3 separate regions of the Homo sapiens genome follow, and all the other regions are linked to region 2. The links are chromatin contacts, found by Hi-C or POLR2A ChIA-PET in ENCODE. All regions are on one chromosome and are shown on one strand. Each heading gives the region's core, a stretch centred on a gene start or an enhancer-like site at or near the end of the contact. The rest is flanking DNA. Distances are from core to core; before and after follow the strand shown.

Evidence for each region. Hi-C counts contacts between places; a loop is a spot of excess contacts on that map. ChIA-PET counts read pairs that join two places held with the same protein, here RNA polymerase II (POLR2A). Pooled maps may share reads with other maps.
Region 1: a loop to region 2 is called in a map of endothelial cell of umbilical vein, with 5 times the contacts of the local background. The contact joins two enhancer-like sites. A Hi-C loop is called at or near these places in 1 of 168 maps with a recorded cell type or tissue (endothelial cell of umbilical vein). POLR2A ChIA-PET finds 5 or more read pairs at or near these places in 3 of 52 experiments (GM12878, WTC11 and endothelial cell of umbilical vein).
Region 3: a map of naive thymus-derived CD4-positive, alpha-beta T cell shows a loop between it and region 2 (14-fold over the local background). The contact joins the promoter of MED28-DT here to the enhancer-like site in region 2. A Hi-C loop is called at or near these places in 1 of 168 maps with a recorded cell type or tissue (naive thymus-derived CD4-positive, alpha-beta T cell) and 7 of 50 pooled maps. POLR2A ChIA-PET finds 5 or more read pairs at or near these places in 1 of 52 experiments (activated T-cell).

The regions. Positions count from the first base shown.
Region 1 is chr4:16,857,323-16,860,299 of GRCh38, reverse strand. The region is part of intron 1 of LDB2 (LIM domain binding 2); the gene reads left to right. Among named protein-coding and RNA genes, the nearest start is that of LDB2, 40 kb to the left of the region's middle. Within about 2 kb of position 1,710, at least 4 of the 41 ENCODE cell types and tissues checked have a DNase peak (open chromatin) inside an H3K27ac peak, as active enhancers do; they include endothelial cell of umbilical vein, where a contact is called at or near this core.
Region 2 is chr4:17,335,210-17,337,963 of GRCh38, reverse strand. No RefSeq gene overlaps it. Among named protein-coding and RNA genes, the nearest start is that of SNORA75B, 16 kb to the right of the region's middle. Within about 2 kb of position 1,328, at least 6 of the 41 ENCODE cell types and tissues checked have a DNase peak (open chromatin) inside an H3K27ac peak, as active enhancers do; they include endothelial cell of umbilical vein, where a contact is called at or near this core.
Region 3 is chr4:17,613,303-17,616,214 of GRCh38, reverse strand. MED28-DT (MED28 divergent transcript) reads left to right here and starts at 1,635. Exons shown (of 3, transcript NR_186331.1): 1 at 1,635-2,073; 2 at 2,177-2,283. It overlaps MED28 (mediator complex subunit 28), which reads right to left and starts at 1,574. Exons shown (of 4, transcript NM_025205.5): 1 at 1,402-1,574. The coding sequence starts at 1,560. RefSeq lists enhancers at 1,425-1,534, 1,635-1,924, 1,030-2,229.

The sequences.
Region 1 (2,977 bases), core at 461-2,960, 480 kb after region 2:
TGAAAATGCATTTATGGTGCATTTCTTAAAGGTCTCATTAGTATTTAAATGGTACAGGAAAGTGCAGATAAATTGCGCATTATGAAAAGAGCCAGTGGGACTGGCAGGTAACATTATTTCCCTGGCTACCCAAATCCATCCGTCTTCTTCCATGTTTGTCTCAGCAGAAATCCATAGTTAGGAAGATACTCTTTTGGCCAGGTTAGGGCTGCACTTTGAGTGCATTTTCCCATGTTTGAAATAAAGCCAGGGCCATGTTGCTGGGTAGTTTTGGGTCTTTGAATTCTATCTCCATGACTGGCATGGTTTTCTGAGAGGTTTTCTCATCTGTCCAACAGGAGTAATAATAGTACTTGTCTCTAAATTGGAGAAGATTAACGACTTGAAAAAATTCACATTAAGCGTTTTGCATAGTGCCTGACAAATTTTAAACGTTCAATATATGTCACTTTTTATAATTATCTGTATCACTGCTGTTATTTCATTACGAAATGTGTCTGGCACATAGCAGATTGTCAATGAACATTGCTTCTTTTTCTTTTCAGTAACCCCTCTGGTACTGTGATTGTGTGGCCCTTGAAAAGTCATCTTCCTCTTTGGGCATCCTATTTACAATAAAACAAAGATGGCCCCTCCCAGCTTTACAAGTTCTCTGTACTGAGTCTCTGAGTCAATGATTCTGGTCACACCACAGTTAAAGAATCCGAAAGCATAGTTGTAGGGAAAAGTAATGCACACCTAATGAGGATGCAAAGAGCAGGTCTCAAGATGCTGATTTGGTTGTGAAGGTTTGCTCCTATAATCCAATAGATGTAATTAGGAGGGGAAAACAGAAATGGGGTATTGTAGCAGCTTCAGTATTGCCATACTGTTATGGCTTTCAAAATGCGGTTTAATAGCTAGTCAAATGGCTCTTATTAAGGTGCACGTGATTGAAACACCAGGGCATACCACCAGCCTTGATGGTGATGGGGGCCTAGCTCTGTATATTCACTACTTACAGAATTCAGCTGAACACAAGTTAAAGCAGCAAAATGATTCAAGGACAAGTCATTTTTCTTTTTCTTTTTTTGGAACGTAGTCAGAGATCTGGAGTAGGACTCCCAGGGATCAGAGTAAGCATTCATGACTTATTGGTAGTGTGATTATACCACGTTTCTTAGCTCAGTTTCCTTATCTGTAAAATGGGAATATTAACTGTTGTGGAGTGGTGGTAGTGCTTTAACAAAATGAAGCATAGTATAGTGCCTGGCACTTAGTAATCTCAAGAAATGTCATTTTGTTGTCATTTGTTTTTTAAAAATGTAGCAGTTGAGCAAAGTTCTATCTGAAGACTCTTTATTTTAAAAAAGTCTTAATTTGAAGCATGGAGAGTTGGCTGATCATGTGTCAATTAGCAAAATATTTTAATGGATATTAATTTTTTAAAAGATATCGTAAAGAACTTGGGCAACGATACGGAAAGAATTGTGTATTGACGCAGTTTGTATAGTTCAATAAATATTGTATCAGGTCCAGGATGGAAAAAGGATGTTGCCGAAATAATTGTGATGTGATAGTTTAAAAAAATAAATCCAACAATAGGCCAGTGTACTGGCCAGCAGGAAGCTCCAACAATACCCCCACCTTTTTCCTGTACCTTACCCGGAGTTCCTTCAGGCGACACAGATAACCGATGGGTGATAAAGTCGAGGACCGGGTCTGGTGCCAGCTGAAAATAGAAGAATTAGTGTCAAACTGTTATCTGATCAGAAAATGGACTTAGCAAACACCCTTCCCAAGCAGCGTTTAAGAAAAGTTTGTTGTGGGGGAAAAGTCTTCTTTTCACCTGAACGGTCCCTCTTAGTCACAGTGACTCACTGAGACCCAGTTCTCTGGAAGCCCAACCACTGGCTCGTCTAGTTGCAGGGGGAATTCTTGCATCATGCATGAAGCCCTCCTTGGAGCAATAATGTAAACAGGAATTCCTTGCATTTATAAAGCGCTCTATGCTTTCACCATGCCTGCCCATTCTTTATTCTACTTAGCTCTAGGAGCAACTCCTTGCTTTGAGTATTATTGGCACAGCTGTGAACCTGGGAAGTGACTCATCCTTTCTATGCCTCAGTTTCCTCATCTGTAAAGTGGGGAATAATGATCTTATCTATCTCACTGGGTTGTTACTAGAATTGTGTGAGATAACGCAGGCAAAGAATTTAGCAATATAGCAGGCATTACTTGCTGTATTTTAATAATCAAATAATCAGTAATTATTATTAATATCAATCTTGTGAGGGACAGTATTATTGCCATTTTAGAAGTGAGGAAACTGAGGCTCATTCAGTCAATATATTTATTGAACAACCAAGTCCCAGGCATTATTTTAGGTTGGGCTGAGGGGAGGGAGGGAGGGACGGTAAACAAATAAACATGAACACAAGATGTACTGCGTTCTGGTATGTGATATGAAGAGCCTAACACTGAGTAAGGGAAAAGAGAGTAAAGAAGTTGGGTCGGGAGGTTTGCTTGTTTAGACAGGGTAGTCAGAGAAAGCCTCACTGCTGAGGGTACCTTTGAGCAGAGACCTTCATAAAGTGAGAGAATGAGGCTTGCCAACATTTCGAGGAAGAGCATCCAGGCAAAGGGAAGAGCCACTGCCAAGGCCATGCAGCAGGAGGGTCTCAGCGTGTCATGGGAAATGGCAAAGACCTCTTTGTGCTCGGAGCAGAGTGAGCCAGGGCAGTCCGGGGACAGGAGGTTGGATTAAAGGAAGCCAGGCTTTGAAGGCTGTGGTGAACACTTGTGATTTTGTCCAGTGGGAAGCCACAGGAGGCTTCTGAGTTGAGCTTTTGATCTGAATTAAACTTTGTGTAATGCTCACCCTGGATGCTATGAAGATCATGTATGGTAGGTAGGCAAGAATGGAAGCAGGGCTATCCGTCTGGAGACTTTTTCAGTTCAGACTAGCAAGGATGGTGGCTTGGATGTGAGTAGTAGA
Region 2 (2,754 bases), core at 79-2,578:
CACCTGAGGTCAGGAGTTTGAGACCACCTGGCCAACATGGCAAAACGCTGTCTCTGCTAAAAATACAAAAATTAGCCAGGCATGGTGGCATGCGCCTGTAATCCCAGCTAGTTGGGAGGCTGAGGCACGAGAATCACTTGAACCCAGGAGGTGGAGGTTGCAGTGAGCCAAGATCGCACCACTGCACTCCAGCCTGGACAAAAGAGTAAGACTGTGTTTCAAAAAAATATATGTCATTCTGTATAAAATAGATGGCATGGTTTTACTCATTTCCTCACTGATTTCCTCTAGGATGACATATTTGAACACGTTTTGTATGCCTGGCCCTATCCTAGGCACTAGGAGCTCTCAAATTGCTCACGGGAAGCTGACAGCAACCCAAAATGCAATATTAACATTGTAGGAATGAAGAGTATGGACGATAGAATATTACTGTAAAGGAGGGAGAGATTAGATTGGCCTGCAAAGAGCAAGTGAAAGATCATGGAGGTATTTGGACTGGGGCCTTAGATTTACCAAGGGATTCAGGCAGAGGGAGTGGAATAAGGAGGCAAGGGTGCTAAAAGTCATTGCTTCCCAAAGGCTGGCTCATGTAGGATCAAATTGTTGAATGATGAATTTACTTAAAATTCAATTCACTTTCCCCATTCCCCCCAACTTTTTATTTTGAAAAATTTCCACATTGTCTCACTCTCTCACACTCAGTTTTTCTTTTAGCTGAACATTTGTAAACTGCAGACATGATGACACCTCAGCCCAAAATTCCAGCAAAGGTCTCCTATGAATAAGGACAATCTACCCCATAACCACAATACCATCAGTACACCTTTGTGTGTGTGTGTTTTTGCACACTTTTCAGGGGCTTATTATTGTTTAGTCTTTTCAGGATTTTAAAAACAATAAAACAAATTAAACAAGTAGGTTACATTATAACAAAATGCAAAGGCAAAGTGACCGAAGTGTTCAAGAGTAAATAAAACAGAGGGCTATAGGCATAATGAACAACAAGAAAACCCCTTCATTTATGAAATGCTGCAAATTGGCTCTGAGTGAAATGAGCTGGAAACACAAATTACTTTGATGTGGTTTGAGTTCAGGTGTCTCTTGCTGCCAGAGAGCGTGTGAGGCGGATGTGACTCAGAGAGAATGGGTCTCGGGGTTCAGATTTTATCCCCAAGGCAAAGGTGAGAGGAAAGTTTTAAACATGACAGTGACATCATCAGCTATGTGAGAGGTGGCTCTGCATCTCTAGGCGGATGGACGGAGAGGCTGTGGGAAGTGGCAGGCTGGCCGGGCGTGAGGCTTTGGCAGTCGCAGGAGGGAAGATAAAAATGGCCTGAACCAGGGCTCGGGGCCTGGCCAGGAAGGACGTCACTGTGGTGAATCAGAGGAAGCCCACCATCTGCCTCAGGCCCTCTGACCTTCTGGAAAACTACTGAGTTGTGTCAAAATTACAACAATAAACTATGGAGTTCTCAATGGTGCCTTTCCCCCCGTCATGGAGAAAACTAATCATGTTGCTAATTGGCATGCCTCTTATTTTGCATAGACACATTCCTAATAATAAAAATACCTGCAGTGTCCCAGGAATGTGAAATGCCTTCATTTGGTTTGCTTTCACTGCAAAAAATCTAATAATTTTTTTCAGGGTAGAGATGGGTGGTAGTTGACTTAAAGAGTAAGAATATTACCTACCTCAGCACAATTAGCAAATCAGTTATGGTGGGACTAGATATTGACTTTTGCTTTAATTAGGTATCAGGAAAGATACCATTCCTGGAGGCCAGCATATTTTCATTTTTATTCGGATAGCTCTCAAGTGTCTGATGAAGTAAGTAAGAAAATGTCTTGAGGAGAAATGGGTTTGTTAAAGATAACATGTGTGATTTCAAACCTGAAAATGTGTTGTAGATAGACAAGAAAAGGTCCTCCTTCTTTAATTACTACTGCTCGAAATTAACAACACCATCATCAGTGTATTGATTGTGCAGGAAAATGTGTTTACTCATGACATGCTCACAGATGCTCTGTGCTGGGAGTTGGGCTCTTAAGAGGACCTACTTGGGAGGGCAGTGAGATCAGGATTGGGGGTGGGGGCATCCTGGAACTTGCAAGAGCTGCTCCTGGGGTTGGATGTGGAAGAAAGGAGGAACTTGCAGGTCGAGAGGACTGGGAGTGAACGAACAGGTGTCACAGATGCAGAGGCTACACAAAGTCATGGAATCCAACTGGACTCCACGCTGGGGAGTGGGATGTAACAGATAAGGGGAAAGTGGGAGAAACAGGGCAGCCAAGTCAAGAGCATGAGCTGGCTTAGGCCAGTAGAATGCTGACTAGACCACATTGGGTGATTTACCCCGCTTGGGGGTGAGGCTGGGAAGGGGGCACTTACTTGAGGGGTGGTGGTGAAGCAGTTTAGACATTTAAGGGGATTTCCAAAAGGAAACCAAATCATAAACAGAAAATACTTTGACTCAGGTATATAGGCATCATATGTGTGTTCATATTGCACTTCACAGTGATCCCCTTATTTCTGTTTCCTAGAGCTGCTGTAACTGATTACCGCAAACATGGTGGCTGAAAACAAGAGAAATTTATTCTCTTACAATTCTGGGGACCAGAAGTCTGAAAGCAAGAAGTCAGCAGGGGTGGTCCCCCAGGCGGTTCCGGGGAAGAGTCCGTCCTTGCCTCTCTCTTAGCTTCCGGCGGCTCTGACCATCCTTAGTGATCCTTGGCTTGTGGACGGATCGCTCC
Region 3 (2,912 bases), core at 386-2,885, 280 kb before region 2:
GGGAGGCCGAGGCGGGTGGATCACGAGGTCAGGAGTTCGAGACCAGCCTGGCCAAGATAGTGAAGCCCTGTCTCTACTAAAAAATAAAAAAAATAGCATGGTGGCAGGTGCCTGTAATCCCAGCAACTCGGGAGGCTGAGGCAGGAAAATCGCTTGAACCCGGGAGGCGGAGGTTGCAGTAAGCCGAAATTGCGCCACTGTACTCCAGCCTGGGCGAGAGAGTGAGACTCCATCTCAAATCATTTATTTCTAAATCTTTGTACATCCGTGTGGTAAAAGCATTTTGTCCATGCAGTCTGAATAATCGCTTGCAAATTATATTCATTTACCACTGTGCTATTAGATACAATACAAAAGTCACAAAGTTGGGATTTTTATTTATTTATATTTTATTTTACTTTTTTGAGACGGAGTCGAGCTCTTGTCACCCACGCTGGAGTGCAATGGCGCGGTCTCCGCTCACTGCAACCTCCGCATCCCAGGTTCAAGCGATTCTCCTGCCTCAGCCTCTCGAGTACCTGGGATTACAGGCGCACGCCACCACGCCTGGCTAATTTTTGTATTTTTAGTAGAGTCAGGGTTTCACCATGTTGGTCAGGCTGGTCTCGAACTCCTGACCTCATGATCCGCCAGCCTCGGCCTCCCAAAGTGCTGGGATTACAGGCGTGAGCCACCGCGCCCGGCAAAACTGGGATTTAAAATGTGGAAAAGTTAACTCCAATTTGAACGTACATTACTTTATTACTACACAGGAATAGCTCATCTTCCACTTTAAAGACTACTGGAAATCACCAGAGCACTTATTTTCACCTCTCTATCTTCCCTCAATATACAGTTCACCTTTCTTGCTACAAGGTAAACTCCTTGGGCAAAACTGAGAGATTGGGTCACCTGTGCCTCCCTCCCTCCCTAACCTCCAGCATTCCTCCTTCCTCAGCTCTTAGTACCAAGCTGCGCCTGGTAACTTAAGTCAATTTCCGCTCTTAAGAGTCCCTTTAGGATCGTTTAAAGGTGAAGCCCAGCGGAAAGGATACAGGATACAGCAGTGAAACTCTCAGCTCCGAAAAGGCTTGAGCCTCTTACTAAACATGCAGGGATGCAAGAAACGGTGCTCGGGGATGAGACTAAGGACCGGCTGGGAATCTGGAAGGGTTCCAAGTTTGGGGTTTAGGCAAACTTCGGGTTCACGTTTCCACAAACGTCGAGTTTACGCGCCCCCGCCAGCAGACCTGAATTGAATACGGGCCACGGGGAAGCCTAAAGCAAGTGACTTACTTTAAGCCTCAGTTTCCCCATTTGTGAATTAGTTGCTCGGATCCCTGGAGGAGATACGCGTACGCGCAGTTCACGTTTCAGAAAAAAGGGAAGGCTAGGGACAAAGACGCCCATGTCTTATATTACCTCGAAAGATGACTCCAACTCGTCCACCAAAGTACTGCTGGAAGGTCTAGGAGCGCCTGGAGCTGCCTGAAGAAGCGAAGCTTGGCCCGGAAGGCCCGGCGGGGCCTGAGGGGGACCGGGTGGCTGCCCAGAAAACATACCCCCTAGTGGAGCCGCCATGTTTGGAATGGCGCAAGAGAGATCCACTGCGCCTGCGCGGAAGCCGGCTCAGAAGCTCACGTGGCTGGTGTAGTAGGCGTGGTCACGTGACAGGACCGAGCGATGGGAGGATTCTGGTGCACCCCGGAAGGAGGATTTTTAATTCTTCTGTTTTCTTGTCTATCGCAAAACAGAGTTTACATGTATTTTCCTTTTTTCTTAGCTTAAGAATTGAAGACTTTGGCCGGATTAGACCTGGTTGTGTGGAGAGGAGAATTAATAACTACAGTGGAGCGAGCCCTCCTGCGAGAGTCAGGATACTACTATGCTAGTCCCGACTCTGCCCCAAATGCCTGGAGAGACTTTGGCTAAGTCACTTTTTCTTTCCGCGGGCTGTTTACCGTTGGTAAAAGGAGAGGGTCACCCACTCACTCCACAAACATTTGTTGAGTCATTGGTTATAGCGGGAACAAGACAGGCAAAGTTCTTCCTGAATTCTGGTCGGAGATGGATAACGGAAACAACTTTGTTGAGGTTCCCAATGTGCCCGGCACTGATGTCTTTAAATATTTATGGTTACATCAAAGAGAAAGTCACTATGCTAATCTTTTTTTTTCTTTCTTTTCTTTTTTCTCAGGGTCTCGTTCTGTCGCCCTGGCCGGAGTGCAGTGTCATGATCAGGGCTCGACCTCCCGGGCTCAAACAATCCCCCTACTTCAGCCACCCAAGTAGCTAGGACCACAGGTGCGTGCAGTCGCGACGGGCTTTTTTTTTTTTTTTTTTTTTTTTTTTTAGTTGAGTCAGGTGTTTTACTGAGCTCAAGTGATTCTACCGCCGCGGCCTCCCAAAGTGTTGGGAATACAGTAATGAGCCAAGGCGCCAGGCTGCTAATTTTTTTTTTTTGAGACAGAGTCTCGCTTTGTCGCCCAGGCTGGAGTGCAGTGGCGCGATCTTGGCTCACTGCAAGCTCCGCCTCCCGGGTTCACGCCATTCTCCTGCCTCAGCATCCCGAGTAGCTGGGACTACAGGCGCCCGCCACCACGCCCAGCTAATTTTTTGTATATTTGGTAGAGATGGGGTTTCACCGTGTTAGCCAGGATGGTCTCGATCTCCTAACCTCGTGATCCGCCCGACTCGGCCTCCCAAAGTGCTGAGATTACAGGCGTGAGCCACCGCGCCCGGCACTAGGCTGCTAATCTTGTAGTAACCTGCTTTTAACATTTGCTTATCTCTCTCTTTTTTTTTGGTGACGGAGTCTCGCTCTGTCGCCCAGGCTGGAATGCAGTGGCGCGATCTCGGCTCACTGAAACCTCCGCCTCCTGGGTTCAAGCAATTCTCCTGCCTCAGCCTTCCGAGTAGCTGGGACTACAGGC